Linked DNA regions of Homo sapiens: region 2 is linked to region 1. A link is an interaction called in ENCODE POLR2A ChIA-PET data of the cell type or tissue named here. Cell type or tissue: HepG2. All regions are shown on one strand. Each heading gives the region's core, and the rest is flanking DNA. Links, peaks and the distances in the headings are about the cores only.

The links. Peaks named below come from ENCODE experiments on the same cell type or tissue, not always from the same donor. Only the 100,000 strongest peaks of a DNase experiment are listed, where the experiment ranks them.
Region 2: POLR2A ChIA-PET joins it to region 1 with 5 read pairs; 3 of 35 experiments call an interaction of 5 or more read pairs at or near these places.

The regions. Positions count from the first base shown.
Region 1 is chr3:41,900,675-41,906,056 of GRCh38, forward strand. It overlaps ULK4 (unc-51 like kinase 4), which reads right to left. Exons shown (of 37, transcript NM_017886.4): 13 at 51-155. Among named protein-coding and RNA genes, the nearest start is that of ULK4, 59 kb to the right of the region's middle. In HepG2, for the core only: no CTCF peak of the experiment used is centred there; no DNase peak of the experiment used is centred there.
Region 2 is chr3:42,040,737-42,046,118 of GRCh38, forward strand. It overlaps a transcript of TRAK1 not described here. Among named protein-coding and RNA genes, the nearest start is that of TRAK1, 48 kb to the right of the region's middle. RefSeq lists enhancers at 2,125-2,394, 2,621-2,915. In HepG2, for the core only: no CTCF peak of the experiment used is centred there; DNase peaks (open chromatin) are centred at 2,111, 2,825 and 3,856.

The sequences.
Region 1 (5,382 bases), core at 183-5,182:
TCAGATCTCAGTAAAGTCTACAACTCAGTTGTTAGAGTGTCTTTCTGCACCTTTGGATTGTCGATAATGGGGGTGACAACAAGATCTGAGTCCGTGTAGATAAGCTCTCTCATCTGGGATTCCAGGTCCTGCTGACTCAGGTGTCCACTTGTAATCTGAAATGAGAACAAAAATTAGACTTTGTTTCTGCGACTAATGTAGATCTTTAAAACACTGAACCAGTAAGATGCTGAGGAAGACACCACTGTAAAATATCACCTATATCAATGTACTTCAACTGCTATTCAAGATGGTTGCAGTCTCATTTGATTTTCACAAAAATCCTAAACTGTAGGCACCATCATTCCCATTTTACAGATAAAAATATAAAACTCTGAGAAAGTAACTGAATTGCTCATGTTACCACTAAGTCTGGCTAGGACTAGAAAAAATATCTTTACAATTCAATGTTCTAAACTGTGATGAGGCAAATTGGTTTTTCCATAACAGCATGGCTTCTTTTTTTTTTTTTTTTTTTTTTTTTGAGGCGGAGTCTCGCTCTGTCCCCCAGGCTGGAGTACAGTAGCGTGATCTCGGCTCACTACAAGCTCTGCCTCCCGGGTTCACGCCATTCTCCTGCCTCAGCCTCCCGAGTAGCTGGGACTACAGGCGCCTGCCACTGTGCCTGGCTAATTTTTTTGTATTTTTAGTAGAAACAGGGTTTCACCGTGTTAGCCAGGATGGTCTCAATCTCCTGACCTCATGATCCACCTGCCTCGGCCTCCCAAAGTGCTGGGATTACAGGCGTGAGCCACCACGCCCAGCCTTTTTTTTTTTTTTTTTTTGAGATAGAGTCTCACTCCATCACACAGGCTGGAATGCAGTGGCACAATCTCAGCTCACCGCAACCTCTGCCTCCCGAGTTGAAGCAATTCTCCTGCTTCAGCCTCCCAAGTCGTGGAATTACTGGTGTATGCCACCATGCACTGCTAATTTCTGCATTTTTAGTAGAATCGGGGTTTCACCATGTTGGCCAGGCTGGTCTCGAACTCCTGGTCTCAGGTGATCCACCCAACTTGGCCTCCCAAAGTGCTGGGATTATAGGCGTGAGCCACGCGCCTGACCAACGGCTTTATTTTTCATTCACAGAATGTTAATCAATTTATTTCTGCTTTACAGAACATTCAATGTGAAATTGAAGCTGTAACATAAAAAAAATTTTCAGACTTAAATACAGACATGCTACCTAAGTATTAAACCTCAATTATTTATTAAGCCTAGTTAGAGTTGATACATAATGAAATGAATCAGCAGATATTCACCATCAGTTATTCCTTTGAGATGGTTCTTTGTGCTCTATTTAAACATAATTTGTATTCCTAGTGCTATGCCTCAGTATTTCCCAACAGGGAAAAAAAAAAGAGAGAGAGAATTTATGCTTAAGAACTTTAAAAGAAACAACGGCTAGCAAACTAAATAAAATAGAAAAGTAAATCAGTGAAGTAAGGAATAAGGAAAATAAATTACCCAAAACTGAGTGAGGAAGGGGCATGGATAAAGGAACAGAGGAGTTAGCTAAGAAAGTTCCTGGAAACCCAAGCTGCCCCATGCAACTCAGACAAAAGACAAGAAAACACAAAAAGAGGCCGGGTGCAGTGGCTTAGGCCTGTAATCCCAGCACTTTGGTAGGCCGAGGTGGGCACATCACGAGGTCAGGAGTTCGAGACCAGCCTGACCAACATGGTGAAACACCATCTCTACTAAAAATACAAAAATTAGCCAGGCATGGTGGCAGGCGCCTGTAATCCCAGCTACTTAGGGGGCTGAGGCAGGAGAATCGCTTGAACCTGGGAGGCGGAGGTTGCAGTGAGCCGAGATTGCGCCATCGCACACCAGCCTAGGTGACAAAGCGAGACTCCACCAAAAAAAAAAAAGAAAAAAAAAAAAAAGGCCCACAAAGAATGAAGAGGAAGTTTGTTTAAAACAAGAAAATCTAAGTTTAAGAACATGGACTTTCAATTAAAGAAAAAAAAAGATGGACTTTCATGGTAAAAAGACAGAGGTAAACTCACATTGCCAAAAAAAAGATGGACTTTAAAGGCAAAAAGACAGGGGCAAACTTAACATTGCTGCTTGTTAATTATGTGCTCTTAGGGAAGATAAAAAAAGCTTTGTTTTCTTCATCTATAACAAAGATTAAAACAAACAAGCTTTCAGGTTTGTGAAGAATAAACACAAAGCACTTAAAACAATGCCTGGCACTGCTTGAGAGAAGACAGTGATAGTTAATGAAGACACTTAAATATATACATCATACTTGCTTCAGTGGAGAATGGATGGAGGGGAGCAATGGAGAACTGAGGGGACCAGTTAGCAGGTTACTGCAAAGCCTGGATGGAAAGGATGGTGTCTTGAGTGAGGAAGGGGGCAGAAGGAAAGAAAAGAAGTCAATGATAGAGCAAAGGGCTGGATATCCCTGCTGATTTAACACTGAGGAGGAACTGCTAGTAAATTATATTGGTCCGTAAAGTAAGACATCAATATTTGAAAGAGGTGGCCAAATTATCTTTACGTATAGATAATATAACTGAACATCCAAAAAGCCAAAATTAATCAATGGGAAAACTCTTAGAAATAACGTAAGAATTAGGCCAGGCATGGTGGCTCACACCTGCAATCCCAGCACTTTGGGAGGTCCAGGTGGGCGGATCACCTGTGGCCAGGAATTCGAGACCAGTCTGGCCAAAATGGTGAAACCCCATCTGTCCTAAAAATACAAAAATTAGCTGGGTGTGGTGGCGGGTGCCTGTGGTCCCAGCTACTCAAGAGGCTGAGGCAGGAGAATCACTTGAACCCGGGAGGCAGAGGCGCAATGAGCCAAGATCACACCGCTGCACTCCAGTCTGGGCAAACAGAGCGAGACTCTGTCTCAAAGAAAAAAAAAAAAAAATGTAAGATGAGTAAGGTGGACCAATTAAAAAATTGTATGCAAAAATTAATTTCCTACAGGTAAACTGAATGTATGCACGAATGCCATATAACAAATATCCCACTCACAACAGCAAAAATATATAAAATAAAATGTTCAGGAATAAACTAAATGATCAATAATTGCAATCAGATCATAATCATTAAATGAAAATAATTGTTATAAAATTATATTCCCTTGTTTCAAAATGAACACATATGTATAAAACCAGAAGCAGTAATATCAAAATGTATGAGACATATGAGGTTACAATGAACACAATCATGCCAATATCAAAATGTATGAGACGTATGAGGTTACAGTGAACTACAATTGTGCCACTGCACTCCAGCCTGGGCAAAAGGCTCTTAAAAAAAAAAAAAAAAAAAGTAATCAGTGTTTACCCGGGAATTATATCGTAAATAATTTTTCTATTTTCTTTGTCCTCTTTTACATTTTACAAGTTTTTTACAATTATATATGTTTTGTAATAGAATAAAAAGTATCATTTAAAAATTATAAAACATAAGGCCAAGCACAGTGGCTCACACCTGTAATCCCAGCTCTTTGGGAGGCCAAGGCCAGCAGATCACTTGAGTCCAGGAGTCTGAGACCAGCCTGGGCAACATGGGGAAACCTCTACTAAAAATACAAAAAATTAGCCAGGCATGGTGGCGCATACTTGTAGTCACAGTTACTCAGGAGGCTGAGATGAGAGAATCACCTAAGCCCAACAAGTTGAGGCTGCAATGAGCAACGATCATGCCCCTCCACTCCAGCCTAGGTCACAGGAGTGAGGCTCTGTCTCAAAAATAAATAAATAAATAAATAGATAGATAGATAGATATGTAAAATAAACTACCTTAGGTATTCACATTATTGATTATATTTTCTCAATAGAATGATTATATACTCTTCTTTATAACCATCTGCCAGAAGAGCTTCAACATCTATCGCATTTCAAAATGAATTTTTTAATTTACATTGATTTTCTATTTCACATAACCAAAAAATTAGCACAGTGAGATTTTATTATAACCCATTTATACTAAATTTCAAAGCAGAAATAAGCTTCACATGGTCCAAATACACTTCACATTACATCAAAACTACAGTAAAAACTAAAAGCAATTATATTTGTCAAGCAATAAGTAGCATAAAAATAACTTAGAATTAATTCAAAGTAGTTCTGCATTCAACACAACTATGATTGAAAGAAATTAAAGAAAACCTAAGTAAGTATAAATACATCCTGTGTTCGTGGAGGAACACTTAACATTGTTAAAATGGCAGTACTTCCTAAATTGATCTACACATTCAATGCAACTGTGATTAAAATCCCAGCTGGCTCCTTTGAAGAAACTGACAAGCTGATCTTAAAATTCATATGGAAATGCAAGTGACCCAGAACAGCCAAAACCACCTTAAAAATTTTTTTGGAGGATTCATACTTTCTGATTTCAAAGCTTACTAAACAGCTACAGTAATCAAGAGTGTGCCACTGGTATAAGGACAGATGAATAGATAACAGAACAGAATCCAGAAATAAACCTTCACATATACAGTCAATCGATCTTCAGCAAGGGTTCCAAGACAATTCAATGGGGAAAGAATAAGCTTTTCAACAGATAGCGCTGAGACAACTGGATGTTTCGATGCAAAACAATGAAGCTATACCCCCTACTTCATGCCACATGCAAAAATTAACTCAAATGGATAAAATAGCTAAATCTAAGAGATACTAATAAAACTATAAAACTCTTAGAAGAAAACATAGGCAGAAACTTTTGTGAGCTGGGAGTAGCAATGGTTTTTTTAGATATTACACCAAAAGCACAAGCAGCAAAAAACACAAACGAAAAAAGATAAATTGGACTATATCAAAATTTAAAACTTTTGTGCTTCAAAGGACACCATCAAGAAAGAAAAAAGACAATCCAGAAAAAGGGAGAAAATTGTTATAACTCCTATCTAGAATATGTAAAAAATTCTTACAACTAAATAATAAAGAGATAAATAACCCAATTAAAAATAGGTTAAATTTTTGAATAAATATTTCTCCAAAGAAAATAGACAAAATGGCCAATAAACACATAAAAAGATACTCAACATCATTAGCCATCAGGTAAATGCAAATCAACACCACTAAGACATAGAAATTCACACCTACTAGCTGGGCGCGGTGGCTCACGTCTGTAATCCAAACACTTTGGGAGGCGGAGACAGGTGGATCATTTGAGGTCAGGAGTTCCAGACTAGCCTGGCCAACATGGTGAAACCTGTCTCTACTAAAAATACAAAAATTAGCCAGGTGGGCCGGGCACGGTGGCTCACGCCTATAATCCTAGCACTTTGGGAGTCCGAGGCGGGCGGATCATGAGATCAGGAGATCGAGACCATCCTGGCTAACACGGTGAAACCCCGTCTGCACTAAA
Region 2 (5,382 bases), core at 226-5,225, 140 kb after region 1:
GCACGGATCTCGGCTCACTGCAACCTCCACCTCCCAGGTTCAAGCAGTTCTCCTGCCTCAGCCTCCTGGGTAGCTAGGACTACAGGTGTGCACCACCATGCCTGGCTAATTTTTGTATTTTTAGTAGAGACGGGGTTTCACCATGTTGGCCAGGTTGATCTCGAACTCCTGACCTCAAGTGATCTGCCCGCCTTGGCCTCTCAAAGTGCTGGATTAGAGGTGTGAGCCACTGCGCCCAGCCACACTGTGTTGGTTACTGTAACTGTGTAGTAGGTTTTGAAATTAGACAGTGTGAGTCCTCCAACTTTGTTGTTGTTTTTTTTTTCCCCAAGATTATTTTGGCTATTCTAGTTTCCTTACATTTCCACATGAATTTTAAGACCAGCTAGTTAATTTATGCTTAAAAAAAAAAAAAAACGGCTGGGATTTTGGTAGGAGTTGCATTGAATCTGTAGATCAATTTCAGGAGTATTGACATCTTAACAATATTAAGCCTTCCAATACCTGATCATGGGATGTTTTCCCATTTATTTAGACATTTTTTCATTTCTTTCCACATTGTTTGTGGTTTTAGGTTTACAAATCTTTTACTTCTTTTGTTGAATTTATACCTAAGTATTTTATTCCTTTTGATGTTATTATAAATGGAATAATTTTCTTAATTTCATTTTTGGAATGTTTATTGCTAGTGTATAAAAATACGACTGATTTGGTATGTTGATCTTATATCTTGCAACCTTGCTGAATTTGTGTATTTGTTCTAATAGTTTTTTAGCGGGTTCCTTAGGACTTTCTATTTGTAAGATAATGTCATGTACAAATGGTGGTAGCTTTAATTCTTCCTCCTCAATATGAGGGCCCTTTTTTTTTTTTTCTAATTGCTCTGGCTAGAATTTCCAGTACGATGTTGAATAGGAGTCGTAAGAGTGGATGCCCTCCTGATCATAGGGGCAAAATATTGAATCTTTCACTGTTAAGTTTGATATTAGCAGTGGGTCTTTGATAGATACACTGTATTGGGTTGAGGAAGTTCCCTTCTATTTCTATTGTTTTTTTTTTTCTTTTCTTTTCTTTTTGAGACGGAGTCTCGCTCTGCCGCCCAGGCTGGAGTGCAGTGGCGCGATCTTGGCTCACCGCAGCCTCCGCCTCCCGGGTTCAAGCGATTCTCCTGCCTTAGCCTCCTGAGTCTGGGATTGCAGGCACGTGTCACCACACCCAGCTACTTTTGTATTTTTAGTAGAGACAAGGTTTTTCCATGTTGGTCAGGCTGGTCTTGAACTCCCAACCTCAGGTGATCCGCTTGCCTCGGCCTCCCAAAGTGCTGGAATTACAGGCATGAGCCACTGTGCCTAGGTAATTTTTGTATTTTCAGTAGTGACGGGGTTTCGCCATGTTGGCCAGGCTGGTCTCAAACTCCTGACTTCAGGTGATCCTCCCACCTTGACCTCCCAAAGTGCTGGGATTACAGGCGTGAGCCATCGAGCTCGGCCTGTTTCTAGTTTGTTGAATGTTTTTATCATGAAAGGGTGTTGAATTTTGTCAAATCCTTTTTCTGCATCTATTGAGATGGTCATATATGTTGTGTCCTTTTATTAATATGGTATATCATAAATGATTTTTAGATTATTATTATTTTATTATTATTATTGTCTTGAGACAGGGTCTCACTTTGTTGCCCAGGCTGGAGTGCAGTGGTGCAGTCTCAGTTCACTGTGGCCTCTGCCTCCTGGGTTCAAGCGATTCTCATGCCTTAGCCTCCAGAGTAGCTGAAATTACAGGCATGCACCACCATACCTGGCTAATTTTTGTATTTTTGTAGAGATGGGGTTTTGCCATGTTGGCCAGGTTGGTCTTGAACTCTTGGTCTCAAGTGATCTGCCCGCCTTGGCCTCCCAAAGTGCTGGGATTACAGGTGTGAGCCACCGCGCCCAGCCTGGAACTTTTATTTTTTTCAATGACATAGAGACTTCTGAGTAGAAATTTCTTCTGCTTGCAAATTGTTTTTCAGTGAACCCATGAAAACGATTGCTTCACAGTGTATGCTCCAGGATGGAATACAGTTCTTAATGTAGAGGGTGCACTAGCTCTTCCTCTCTCTGGGGCGGGTCATCTGTTGTACTCACTGCTCTGATTACATTCTCTAATATTTAAGTAGACCATGACCTGTCATGGTCTGGACGTGTGGCTAATTATACTTATCTCCTCATCTCGTCTTTAAAAAAGAATGATCTCAGATTCTTATTACCAAAGGACGTTGGCCTCCTTTGTAGAGAATACTTTGGGAAGGATCCTTCTGTGGAGTTTGATCCTGGGGACTCTGACTTTAGAGTTCTTGCTGATCTTTCCTCTCCCTTTAAGGGTAAGGATTAGTATATCTGCAGACATCTCCAAGCTTAAGCTTTGTTATTGTGGGCTTATGGGCAGCAGCTTAGCAACCATTTCAAGGCACTCAGCTGTCTCATGGGTCTGTCTCTGCTTGTCACTGTCCCCTCTTGCCCTCCTTCTCCTCCCTCTCACATTGCCCGTTCCCGTTCTTTCTTCCCTTGTCCTCTTACCCGTCTCCTCCTTTTTGTCCAGCATTCCTCTCTTTCCTATCCCCTCCCCGACTCACACTCCCTCTTGCTGCTTCCCTCACCCTCTTCTTTCCCTCCTCCTTGTCTCTTTGCCTTTTCTCCTCCTAGTCCCCTCCTCCTGACCCCTGCCCTCCCTCTCTCCTTTTGTCTTGGGAATCCTTTGTCCCTGCTCTGACCTCATCCCCTCCACCCCTACCCCCAGCCCTGTGAGCAGACCTCTCCAGCTTCTGATGGATGTTGTCTTTGGCTTTTCGCCAGTGTGTTTTTCCAGCTCCAGACCCTGTGTCTTGTTTTCTCCATGGAGCTGGGGGGGGGGCGGGGGGAGTAAAGGGGATCCTGGTTTTCATGGTCTCAGGCAGGCTGTGTCTGCAGCGTTTGGCCATTTCTGAGCCAGTCCCTGGCTTTGTTTCTTGGTATTTCCGGTTCTCCCAGTGGCCTGTTAGGATGACAGGACCCACCCCACCCCCCCGCCACCCCAACTCCCCAGAGGGGGCACAGGTTTGAAAGAGGACCATGCTTTGGTCTCTTAAGAGCACTTGATTACTTGACAGACGGCCTTCTATACCTTTCAGTTGGCAGGAAGCCACCTTTTTTTTTAAAATTACTTTAAAATTTATTATAAATAAAACAAAATTATTTCTGTGGTCAAGTTTACTATTTTGAAAATGGGAACTCATGTGTTTGTCATCTGCTGGTGGGCCCTGGGCCTGGGCAGAAGCCCAGCTTTCAGGTGGCCCAAGGCACTGGATTGTTTGATTTTGGATCTTAAAACTGATTTTGGAATTTTAAATCAATTTTTCAGTTCTGCCTCAGTGTCCAGTCTGTCCTTTTCATCCCCATCTGCTTTTCATTTTATTTATTTATTTTTTGAAACAGGGTCTTGCTCTGTCGCCCAGGCTGGAGTGCAGTGGCACAATCACAGCTCACTGCAACCTCTGCCTGTCAGGCTCAGGCAATCCTCCCACCTCAACCTCCCTAGTAGCTGGAACCACAGGTGCACACCACCACACTTGGCTAATTTTTTGTATTCTTGGTAGAGACAGGGTTTCACCGTGCTACCCGGGCTGGTCTCGAACTCCTGAGCTCAAGAGATCCACTTGCCTCGGTCTCCCAAAGTGCTGGGAATACAGAAGTGAGCCATTGTGCCTAGCCCATTGTATTTTCTTGAAGGCCATTTGAATATTGGTTGTGTTAAATGGAAGGACTTTTCTCTGTTTAAGAGGGCAACTTTCCTAGAAAGTAGAGTCAACAAATTGGATTTGCAGAGGTTGGGCTCTGGAGCCAGAAGGCTCAAGTTCAAGGCTGTCTGTGCCACTTGCCAGCTGTGTGTGGCTGTTTCTTGAGCTCCCTGGTAGAGCCGATGTGGGAGCCTCCTCCATCTGCATGGGGAGAAGGGGAGGTGCTACAGGTTAAATGCTTATTAATAAATGCTCTATTTGTTATTAAGAAGATTTCATGGCAAAGATCAACCACTGAAACAGCCACGAGTCTGCTGCCAATTTTCTCTGTTTTCTTTCCTGTGCTCTGTTTTTTTTTACTTCAATTACACGATTTCTCTGGATTTTTATGTTACCTTAGTTTTGGAAGCTAGAGCTACAAAACCAATGTGCTTAAGAAAATAAAAACTTTGCCAGCTGATGCTTGTGTGTTTTTTTAAAGATTTGTTTTTTTTCCTAATCAGGAAATTGGATGTGGCAATTTTGAAATGTGGTGATTAAAATTTTTCAAAGGAGAAATCTATTGTTACCATAAATGTATGCTCCTGAGGATGCATTTCATAGTGCATTACTTCTCTACAAACATGTATTTTTTGTTTGTTTGTTTTAACTGTATTTAGAAGCTGGACTCATGCTTCTGTTAAAGGAAACCTACTGTGGGAACTATTTGAGGGTAAAAATTTTGAAGGAGGAATCACATTATTACTCATTTAAACCATAAACCCAGGCCGGGCATGGTGACTCACGCCTATAATCCCAGCACTTTGGGAGGCTGAGGTGGGCAGATCACCTGAGGTCAGGAGTTTGAGACCAGCCTGGCCAACATGACGAAACCCCATCTCTACTAAAAGTACAAAAATTAGCCAGGCATAGTGGCGCGTGCCTGTAATCCCAGCTACTAGGGAGGCTGAGGCAGGAGAATCTCTTGAACCCAGGAGGCAGAGGTTGCAGTGAGCCCAGATCATGCCACTACACTCTAGCTTGGGCGACAGAGCAAGACTCAGCCTCAAAAAACCCCAAAAAACATAAACCCATTGTTCTCTGTGAGGTGGTGGGTCAGCATGGATCCGATCCTAGGTGGTGGGAAAACACCCTTTGCCTAATGCTAATGCGTAAGCTCTGGCTGCTGAGTACACCTTGTACAGACTTTGGAGAGATGGGAGTAGGGGGCATTTGCTGGACTTGAATTTACACCTGTGGTTGGGATCCAGGACCCAGACTGGGGAGTCCAGCTCTTATCCCCACCAGCAGTTATTCTGTGATTCTGAGGCAGTGCCATCTGGCTACCACCCTTAGCCAAGACTCTTTTACCTGGGATGGTTAGATATCAGGCTGCTGTGTTTAGTAAATTGAAACACTTTATAATGTGCTTTATTCAGAGTTACTGAGTTCTGAATCAGGCCTATATTCCAGGGCCATTGCTATAATTGCCTATTAGCATATACAGACAGTTTGAAAAATCTGTTTATTTGAGCTTTTTGCTTATGTGGACTTTGGATAATTGAGCAATTCAGTATATTACATAGCGGGAGTCCTTGTGCCTACACATCTCTGAGCCTGCAGAGAATGACTCTCTTCACCCTACCACTCTC